Regions from separate parts of the Homo sapiens genome. Here region 2 is linked to region 1. Evidence: read pairs that join two places in POLR2A ChIA-PET (ENCODE). Cell type or tissue: Panc1. All regions are shown on one strand. Each heading gives the region's core, and the rest is flanking DNA. Links, peaks and the distances in the headings are about the cores only.

What was found. ChIA-PET counts read pairs that join two places held together with the same protein. Peaks named below come from ENCODE experiments on the same cell type or tissue, not always from the same donor. Only the 100,000 strongest peaks of a DNase experiment are listed, where the experiment ranks them.
Region 2: POLR2A ChIA-PET joins it to region 1 with 5 read pairs; 8 of 35 experiments call an interaction of 5 or more read pairs at or near these places.

What each region holds. Positions count from the first base shown.
Region 1 is chr19:36,067,545-36,072,912 of GRCh38, reverse strand. WDR62 (WD repeat domain 62) reads right to left here. Exons shown (of 32, transcript NM_001083961.2): 7 at 4,903-5,085; 8 at 1,197-1,357. Among named protein-coding and RNA genes, the nearest start is that of WDR62, 15 kb to the right of the region's middle. In Panc1, for the core only: no CTCF peak of the experiment used is centred there; a DNase peak (open chromatin) is centred at 2,292.
Region 2 is chr19:36,001,637-36,007,004 of GRCh38, reverse strand. It overlaps SYNE4 (spectrin repeat containing nuclear envelope family member 4), which reads left to right. Exons shown (of 8, transcript NM_001039876.3): 4 at 61-255; 5 at 334-582; 6 at 1,568-1,672; 7 at 3,334-3,392; 8 at 3,485-3,698. The coding sequence ends at 3,668. Among named protein-coding and RNA genes, the nearest start is that of SYNE4, 4.5 kb to the left of the region's middle. In Panc1, for the core only: no CTCF peak of the experiment used is centred there; no DNase peak of the experiment used is centred there.

The DNA.
Region 1 (5,368 bases), core at 229-5,228:
AGTTTACTGAGCATTTACACTGTGCCAGGCCGAGAGTTTTACCTGCAATAAATTCTCACAACCACAATAAGAGCTAGGTACTGTATTTTACACATGAGAAAACGGAAGCACAGGGAGGTATAGTCACCTTCCCAAGGTCACAGAGCACAACAGAAGACAGCAGAGCTGTGAGCCCGACTACTACAACACAACACTGCCTGTGGGTTGCTCGCCCCCTCCTTTCCTTCATGACACCCAGTTCCCCTGTTCAGGCCCTGTCGTGGAAAAGGCACCCAGGAGCTAGCATCCAGAAATCCACAAAGAGGCAGCCCTAGGCACCTGGCACCCCCTGGTTAGGTAGCCCCCAATTCCATAAAACAGACTTGCAACAAAGGAGAAGAAAGCCACAGCCTAGTGCTTCTATCCACTCTCGACACAGCAGCTGAGGGACCTAACATGTAAGGCCTGGTCATTTACCCCAACGCCCGAAACCCCAGCAACTGCCCACTGACCTGAGGATAGACTACAGGCGCCCCACACTGGCCTCATCTCCCACCATCCTCCCCGGACACACTGGGCTCTGGCCACACAGTCCCTTACTATTCCTGCAACGTAACAAGCCCAGTGTGCTGTCACCTCAACTGCTGGGACCCAGCTCTCCACACAGCAGCTCCTTCTCACCAGGCACCCAATCAGCACAGCCCACCCCAGTCACTCTCCTTCCCGAGTCCCTGCTGTGTTCCCCAAAGCACTCATGCCTATTGAAATTATCTTTTTCGTGTACTTGCTTATCATCGAGCCCCCTTGCTATACTGCAGAGAGGCAGAGATTTTGCTGCTTCATTATAATAGGCATGTCCTGCTTCCAGCCCAGGGCTGGCACTTAGCAGCCACTTAGTAGGGGTCAGCCATGTGGATGGAAACACTCCGCCACATTCACACCTGCTCTGCACTGTTCTTCACCATGCTGACCGCTATCTGAAATGATATTATTCCTTTGTTTTCTCACTGTTTCTTCCCCCTACCCAGCCTCACTTCTCACTGTGAGGCTTGCCTCGGAAGGCAAGGACTTTTCTGCTTTGTAATGCCCAGGGCTGAGAGTCATGATGGGTATTTGTGGGATGGACAGACAGATAGATGGATCTGGAAGCATGGATGAATGCCAGTGGACAGACTCTGGGTGGGCCCCTCCCATTCCCTCTCCCCACAGGGCAGTACCTGGGCTCCAGGCCCTGTGCCACGTCTACCCCAAGGTAGTGTGGCTTGGGCAGGTTGGCGAGGTAGTGCAGGCTATGGGCCTGGAAGATGCGGACTATCCCATCTGTGCAGCCACAGAAGATGAGCTCCTGGCTGACACAGAGGCAGGAAGACAGGGAGACCTGTAGGGGCAAAAGGGACCCCAGTGGATTTGGTGCTTCACGTGGCCTGGCCCGGGGATATGGGGACTGACAGAGCAGCCTTAGGCCTCCAGAGAAGACTTACAGTTCCTTGGGTCTAAGACACCCATTTTAGCATATTTTAAGATTTGTGAAATCAGGATATAGCATACTGCTGCTATTGAAAGACATGTGCCAGCAGGTAGGCAGAGGCATGAACGGAAACAGAATTGTCACTGCTGTCTACAGAGAAACGTAGCTGTGTATGGAAAATACCTGTTCAGCAGACTGCAACTTCAGGTAAGTCACTTGTAGTAACAGGGTTGAATTTTAGGCTTAAATTTTTTTTTTTTTTTGAGATAGAGTTTTTTGTTGCGCCCAGGCTGGAGTGCAATGGCACAATCTCGGCTCACTGCAACTTCCACCTCCTGGGTTCAAGTGATTCTCCTGCCTCGGCCTCCAGAGTAGCTGGGATTATAGGCGGCCGCCACCACACCCAGATAATTTTTTGTATTTTGAGATGGGGTTTCACCATGTTGGTCAGGCTGGTCTTGAACTCCTGACCTCAGGTGATCCACCTGCCTTGGCCTCCCAAAGCATTGGGATTACAGATGTGAGCCATCGCGCCCAGCCTTTAGGCTTAAATTTTATTCCCTTTTGCTTACAAACAACTTCATAAAGACTGTACTCCAAAGCGGTACAGAAAAAAGTTACAGTATCTAGAAAGGACTGTCTATCCTACTAGGAAGTGCTAGACCTCTAGATACAGTTTAAGGAGTTTTTCCAAATCTACAGGGACTTAATTTATGAGTCATTTAGTGCTTAGGAAATAAACATCTATCTATTGAAAGCTTTTCACTTGCTTGAAAAAGAGAAAATGATGTTTAACCAACTAGGACAGAGATAAAACTTGGAACTCTTCCACAAGCCATTAACCTCGAAGGTGATCTCCAGAGTGAGTCACAAAGGCAGGCCAGGAACAGGAGAGGAAACCACAACGCTCGGGCGGATAGCCAAATGGGCAACTGATTCCAGATGGGAAAACAGCTTTGACTCAAACCTTCAGATACTAAAGGAAAGAAGCTCTGCAATGTATCGATAGATCATGCTTTAGTTTAAAAGTTTATGGCCGGGCGCAGTGGGAGGCCAAGACGGATGGATCACTAAAGGTCAGGAGTTCGAGACCAGCCAGGCCAACATGGTAAAACCCTGTCTCTACTAAAAATACAAAAATTAGCTGTGCGTGGTGGCAGGCACCTGTAATCCCAGCTACTTGGGAGGCTGAGGCAGGAGAATTGCTTGAACCTGGGAGGTGGAACTTGTAGTGAGCTGAGATTGCGCCACTGCACTCCAGCCTTGGCAACAAGTGAGACGCCATCTCAAAAAAAAAAAAAAAGTAAAAATAAATAAAAATAAATAAAAGTTTATGTATTTTGTGTAGTCTTTTTTGACTGAAAAGTTATTAAATCAATGGTACCTCCAATTTTTAAAAAATGCAATCCTCCTCTCCCTCTCCTTCTCCCCACGGTCTCCCTCTCCCTCTCCCCACGGTCTCCCTCTCCCTCTCTTTCCACGGTCTCCCTCTGATGCCGAGCCAAAGCTGGACTGTACTGCTGCCCTCTCGGCTCACTGCAACCTCCCTGCCTGATTCTCCTGCCTCAGCCTGCCGAGTGCCTGCGATTGCAGGCGCGCGCCGCCACGCCTGACTGGTTTTCGTATTTTTTTGGTCTCCACCAAACACAGGGTTTCGCTGTGTTGGCCGGGCTGGTCTCCAGCTCCTAACCGCGAGTGGTCCGCCAGCCTCGGCCTCCCGAGGTGCCGGGATTGCAGACGGAGTCTCGTTTACTCAGTGCTCAATGTTTCCCAGGCTGGAGTGCAGTGGCGCGATCTTGGCTAGCTACAACCTCCACCTCCCAGCCGCCTGCCTTGGCCTCCCAAAGTGCCGAGATTGCAGCCTCTGCCCGGCCGCCACCCCGTCTGGGAAGTGAGGAGCGTCTCTGCCTGGCCGCCCATCGTCTGGGATGTGAGGAGCCCCTCTGCTCGGCTGCCCAATCTGGGAAGTGAGGAGCGCCTCTTCCCGGCTGCCATTCCGTCTAGAAAGTGAGGAGCGTCTCTGCCCGGCCGCCCATCGTCTGAGATGCGGGGAGCGCCTCTGCCCCGCCACCCCGTCTGGGATGTGAGGAGCGCCTCTACCCGGCCGCGACCCTGTCTGGGAGGTGAGGAGCGTCTCTGCCTGGCCGTCCCATCTGAGAAGTGAGGAGCCCCTCCGCCCGGCAGCCGCCCCGTCTGAGAAGTGAGGAGCCCCTCCGCCCGGCAGCTGCCCCGTCTGGGAAGTGAGGAGCGTCTCCGCCCAGCAGCCGCCCCGTCCCGGAGGGAGGTGGGGGTCAGCCCCCGCCCGGCCAGCCGCCCAGTCCGGGAGGGAGGTGGGGGGAGTCAGCCCCCGCCCGGCCAGCCGCTCCGTCCGGGAGGGAGGTGGGGGGTTAGCCCCCGCCCGGCCAGCCGCCCCGTCCAGGAGGGAGGTGGGGGTCAGCCCCTGCCCAGCCAGCCGGCCCGTCAGGGAGGGAGGTGGGGGTCCGCCTCCGCCCTGCCGCCGCCCCGTCCGGGAGATGGGGGGTGCCTCTGCCCGGCCGCCCCTTCTGGGAAGTGAGGAGCCCCTCTGCCCGGCCACCACCCCGTCTGGGAGGTGTACCCAACAGCTCATTGAGAACGGGCCATGATGACGATGGCGGTTTTGTGGAATAGAAAAGGGGGAAAGGTGGGGAAAAGATAGAGAAATCAGATTGTTGCTGTGTCTGTGTAGAAAGAAGTAGACATGGGAGACTTCATTTTGTTCTGTACTAAGAAAAATTCTTCTGCCTTGGGATGCTGTTGATCTATGACCTTACCCCCAACCCTGTGCTCTCTGAAACATGTGCTGTGTCCATTCAGGGTTAAATGCATTAAGGGCGGTGCAAGATGTGCTTTGTTAAACAGATGCTTGAAGGCAGCAGACTCGTTAAGAGTCATCACCACTCCCTAATCTCAAGTACCCAGGGACACAAACACTGCGGAAGCCCGCAGGGTCCTCTGCCTAGGAAAACCAGAGACCTTTGTTCACTTGTTTGTCTGCTGACCTTCCCTCCACTATTGTCCTAAGACCCTGCCAAACCCCCTCTGGGAGAAACACCCAAGAATGATCAATAAAAAAAAATAAATTAATTAAAAAAAAATGCAATCCTCTACCAGCCAGAGTGCTCAAAGGAGAAAAGAAATGTGAAGTAGATCAAATAGTCATGGGAAAACAACTGTCACCTTGAGCCCATTTCAGGGTACCAAGCACCGTGCTCACTGCCTTGCCTATGTTATCTCACGTGACTTCCTTATCAGCTCTGCGGGGAGGGCAGCAGTACTCCCATTTTACAGATGTGGAACCTTAAGCTCAGAGAGTGGGCGTCATTCACCACTAGTCACATAAGCAGAACCTGTGTGGTCAATGCTGATGAGCACCCCTGCAGACACATATCACGAGAAAGAGTCTGTCCAGCTGATGGCAGAGAGGGAGGTGGTACCTTCAGGTTGATCCACTTCTCCAGCACCCTCTTCTCATTGAACTGGCAGAGGAGGCCCGAGTAGGACACACAGAAGGTACTGCCCGCCATCCGGCCCCGACCGCAGGCCACACCACAGAAGATGTTGTTGTGCAGCTCGCCCAGGATGCCCGAGCGCCCTACAAGGGGCACTGTGCTCGTCACCTGGAGACACAGAGGGCGTAGTGAGATACTTGTCCACACAGCTGGGCCCTGCATGACCAGATGATAGGACACAACAAAACAGGAGAACTCTAAGAAGCTCTTCCAAATGGAGAAGGGAAGAAAACACTAGAACCCTGCCACTCTGGACAGAGGGGCTGGACAGCAGCAGTCCAAGAATGAGAGCTGGTCCCAGGGTCAGGGGGTTCCTGGCAGGGCCTGTGCATCAGCACCCTGAGAGTAGGCCCAGAAGCAGCAGCTGGGCCCCTGAGAGGCCAAATGGCCC
Region 2 (5,368 bases), core at 1-5,000, 66 kb after region 1:
GGGTAACTCCAGGTTTTGGGTCCCTGGTGTGTGCGTGGGGTGATGTCCATATGTCCCCAGGCCCTCCAGGTGGACCTACGAGGGGCAGCTGAGCGTGTGGAGGCGCTGCTAGCGTTTGGTGAGGGGCTGGCACAGCGGAGTGAGCCCAGGGCCTGGGCAGCCCTGGAGCAGATCCTGCGGGCCCTGGGAGCTTACCGAGACTCCATCTTCCGGCGGCTCTGGCAGCTGCAGGCCCAGCTGGTCAGCTACAGCCTGGTAGGGCCCATCTTGATACCCCCCACCCAACCCAGGCCCCAACCTCATAGCCTCCATGACCTCTGTCCTTTGACCCAGGTGTTCGAGGAGGCCAACACGCTGGACCAGGACTTGGAGGTCGAGGGAGACTCGGACTGGCCAGGACCTGGTGGGGTCTGGGGGCCCTGGGCACCCAGTAGCCTCCCCACTTCCACAGAGTTGGAGTGGGATCCGGCGGGGGACATTGGGGGCCTTGGGCCCTTGGGACAAAAGACAGCCCGGACACTAGGAGTGCCCTGTGAGCTGTGTGGCCAGAGGGGGCCCCAGGGCAGGGGACAAGGCCTTGAGGTGAGAGCAGACCCCCTTGAGGGACCTTCTGCCAGGCACCCTGGGGACATCTCTGCGCACCTTCTAGCAAGATCCTGCCCTTCCAAGGAGGTGTCAGTGGCTCTGTCTCCCCCTCTATCTCTGTCTCTCGGTGTCTCCTTCTATCTCACTGTTTCTCTCTCTCGTCTGTCTCTGTCTACATCCTCAAGCCCCATCTCAAATTCACTCCTATCCTGAGGCCCCCAGATGATGCCCCACTCACCTCCTGACTGTCCCAGTCTCTCCTGAAGTGCCACCTCTTCAGGGAGGCCTGTCGTGACCTCCAAACATGAGCACTCCTATCTTCTTACTTTATTTCCTAACAGCACTCACCACAGCTTGACTTTGTACATTTACTTATTTTTAAAAATTTTTATTTATTTTTTGAGATGGAGTCTCACTCTGTCACCCAGGCTGGAGTGTAGTGGTGCAATCCTGGCTCACTGCAAACTCTGCCTCCCAGGTTCAAGAGATTCTCCTACCTCGGCCTCCCGAGTAGCTGGGATTACAGGTGTGCACCACCATTCCTGGCTAATTTTTGTATTTTTAGTAGAGATGGGGTTTCATCATGTTGGCCAGGCTAGTCTCGAACGCCTGACCTCAGGTGATCCGCCTGCCTTGGCCTCCCAAAGTGCTGGGATTACAGGCATAAGCCACTGTACCAGGCCTCATTTACTTATTAATTTATGGTCTCTCTCCTGTCAAATATAAGCTCCACGGAGGCCAGGAATTTGCCTATTTCCATCCCCACTGTGTCCTCAGCTCCTAGAACAGTTCCTGGCTTGTAACAGAAACTCATTACACATTTATTGAATGAATGAATAAATAATTCTCTCCTCTCTTGGTTTCTTTGGCTCTGCCTTTGTCTGTCCTGTGAGATCTCTCTGCTCCCCCAGAATCTCATCTCTATGACATCCCTATCCTGGCCCTCCCCCAACCACGTTTTTCTTTGTTGCTGGTTCTCCAGGAAGCAGACACCTCTCACTCCCGACAGGACATGCTGGAGTCTGGCCTCGGCCACCAGAAACGCTTAGCACGTCACCAAAGACACTCCCTGCTCCGGAAGCCTCAGGTGAGCCAGTTCTCAACCAGGTGTAGCACTCAGGAATCTTGATGGCAAGTGACAGAAACCCAAGAAATCAAAAGGCACAAGAAAGGGAATGCTATTAAAAAAAAAAAAAGTAATGGAAAGGTCCAGGCACTGTTGAATTCAGAGCCTGAAGTAATACCAGGGCCAGGCCAGGCGCAGTGGCTCACGCCTGTAATCCCAGCACTTTGGGAGGCTGAGGTGGGTGGATTACCTGAGGTCAGGAGTACGAGACCAGCCTGGCCAAAATGGTGAAACCCCGTCTCTACTAAAACTACAAAAATTAGCCAGGTGTGGTGGCGCATGCCTGTAATCCCAGCTACTCAGGAGGAGAATCGCTTGAGCCCGGGAGGCGGAGGTTGCGGTGAGCCGAGATCCCACCACTGCACTCCAGTCTGAGCAACATAGTGAGACCCCATCTCAACAAAAAAAAAAAAAAAAAAAAAAAAAAGAAAGAAAGAAATAACATCAGGGCTCAGTCCCTCCCTTTCTTGGGCTCTAAGTCCCCAAGGTGGCTTCCTTCTTAGCAAAATGGGTGCTCCAGTGGCTACACTGCCACTCCCACTGGTTTACCCACCCCAGGGGAAGGAGCATGCCTCCGACCCTACTGACAGCTGCCAAAGTCCCAGGGCTGACTCCCACTTACCGGATGGGGTCATGGGCTGCACCTTGAATAAACCAGAGTGCTCAGATTGGCCAGGTCTGGGTCACACCAATCATGGAAGTTGGGGAGGTGGCTGTCAGCTTCACTTGAACCTGAAGGTCTGGGAGTGGAAGGCATGACAGCCGCCCACCTCCAATTAAGGCACTGTTATCAGAAAAAGGGGGATTGTATTGGATAAAGGACAGACACAACCAGACATCCACTACACTTGGAGATATTCCAAGTCTGTGTGGGGTCCTGGGGATAAGGAGGTGCCAGGAAAGGAGAAGAAATAAGACCAGCTTTGTAGGTCTATCGTAGTAGGGTAAAGGTGACACAAAGTGTCACTTGTGGCTGGGCACCGTGGTTCACGCCTGTGATCCCAACACTTTGGGAGGTCAAGGCAGGAGGATTGCTTAAGGCCAGGAGTTCAAGACCAGCCTGAGCAACATGGTGAGACCTGCCCCCTCCCCCCATCTCTACAAATCATTAAACAAAAGTAAATGGTTGCAGTGGCATGTGCCTGTGGTCCCAGCTATTAGGGAGGCTGAGGTAAGAGGATCACCTGAGCCCAGGAGGTTGGGGCTGCCATGAGTCGTGATTGTGAAACTGCACTCCAGCCTGGGTGACTGAGACCCTGTCTCAAAAAATAATGTGTCGGCCAGGTGTGGTGGCTCATGCCTGTAATCCCAGCAGTTTGGGAGGCTGAGGTGGGCGGATCACTTGAGGTCAGGAGTTTGGGACCAGCCTGGCCAACATGGTGAAACTCCATCTCTACTAAAAATACAAAAATGAGCTGGGCATGGTGGCACCTGTAGTCCCAGCTGCTCGGGAGGCTGAGGCAGGAGAATTGCTTGAACCCGGGAGGCTGAGGTTGCAGTGAGCTGAGATTGAGCCATTGCAGTCCAGCGTGGGTGCCAAGAGTGAGACTCCGTCTCAAAATAAATAAACAAATAAAGCATCATTTCTATCCATTCTGCTGCTGGCTGCTCTCCCTCCTTAGGACAAGAAGAGGCAAGCATCTCCTCATCTCCAGGATGTGAGGCTGGAGGGGAATCCAGGGTGAGGTGCCTGAGAGATGGGACTAGGGTGTGGGGGACAGAGCTCCTAGCAGCAGCCCACCTGTATGTTTAACACTGCATTTCCCTTCACAGGGCCCCCGATCCTGCATCCAGGCAGCCTCTGACCTTCCTCCTTATCCTCTTCCTCCTCTTCCTCCTCCTGGTGGGTGCCATGTTTCTCCTGCCCGCGTCAGGAGGCCCCTGCTGCTCTCATGCCCGAATACCCAGGACACCCTACCTGGTGCTCAGCTATGTCAATGGTCTTCCCCCAGTCTGATGTGTGTAATAAATGGTCACTGTCAAAGGATGTGTGAAGATACTAGGTGCCTTCATACCCGGAATCTAGGATGTGGCCTGGATATGTCTGGATGGACCCTTTTGCCTTGAGAACAGAATACAGAACTGCATCAGCCCATCTTGGGTGGGGCTGCCCCAGACCCTGACACAAAGAGTCAAGCACCAGTTCTTTATTTAGGCGTGGCAGGGGAGCCAGGACGTGAGCTCAGGAAGGGAGAAAGCCAATACTGGGTGAGTTACTGGTTGCTGCACTGGGCACCTGGGGTGTCATCCCATTGCTGGTTGTACCCTAGGGACAAAGAAGTTGTGGCTTTTTTTTTTTTTGAGATAGAGTCTCACTCTTCCCTAGGCTGGAGTGCAATGGCACAATCTCAGCTCACTGCAAACTCTGCCTCCAGGATTCAAGCGATTCTCCTGCCTTACACTCCAGAGTAGCTGGGATTATAGGCGTGTGCCACTATGCCAGGCTAGTTTTTTTTTTTTTTTTGAGACAGGGTCTCGCTGTTGCCCAGGCTTGAGTGCAGTGGCACGATCTCGGCTCACTGCAACCTCTGCCTCCTGGGTTCAATTGATTCTCTGGCCTCAGCCTCCCAAGTAGCTAGTACCACAGGCATGCGCCACCACACCTGGCTAACGTTTGTATTTTTACAAATCTTTTGAACCTGGGAGGTGGAGGGTACAGTGAGCCGAGATCGTGTCACTGCACTCCAGCCTGGGGGAGAGCAAGACTCCGTCTCAAAAAAAAAAAAAAAAAAAAAGCAAAAAAAAAAAGCAAGCAACTTCATTTGGAGAGACAGCAAACCAAGAAGATGGCAGACTAGTGTCCTAAAGAACCATCTCGGCCGGGCGCGGTGACTCACGCCTGTAATCCCAGCACTTTAGGAGGCTGAGGTGGGCGGATCATGCGGTCAGGAGATTGAGACCATCCTGGCTAACACGGTGAAACCTCGTCTCTATGAAAAATACAAAAAATTAGCCGGGCGTGGTGGCGGGCACCTGTAGTCCCAGCTACTTGGGAGGCTGAGGCAGGAGAATGGCGTGAGCCCGGGAGGCGGAGCTTGCAGTGAGCCAAGATTGCGCCACTGCACTCCAGCCTGGGTGACAGAGTGAGACTCTGTCTCAAAAAAAAAAAAAAAGAACCATCTCAACTTAGTATAAATTTTAGGTTTCTTTTTATGCTAAGGGAAGGGGGTTGAGGTTAGGTGACCAATGACTGCAGACATCTGGTCGCCAGCAAGAGTCCAGAAGAAAACTTCTTTGATGATGTAGGTCAGGTCACAATATTCTTGTAAATCTCTAGTATAACATTGTTACTTGTGTGTACAGTTTCCTGATCTCTTGGTGGGGTGGTTAGTTTTGGGAAAGGGACTGCTATTTTTTCTAAAATTGAGCTATAAACTAAATTCCTCCTGTAATTAGCTGATCTACACACAAAACTAAGCAGAAGCTTTTAACCTAAAGGATGTTACTGCAGGGTGTCAGGGGCAAAATGGAGTCAGTCATGCTAAGCCTCCCTCCACTGTGACACACACCCCACCAATTTAGCAGCCAATAGTAGAGTCACTGTTCCTTTGTAGTTCCAACCAAAGTCCCAAGGTTGGCTCCTCTGGCTTCCGTCACATGCTCCACCTTTGCTGGGGGCTGCGGTCAGCCCCACCTAAACCATGTGGACTGAAAATG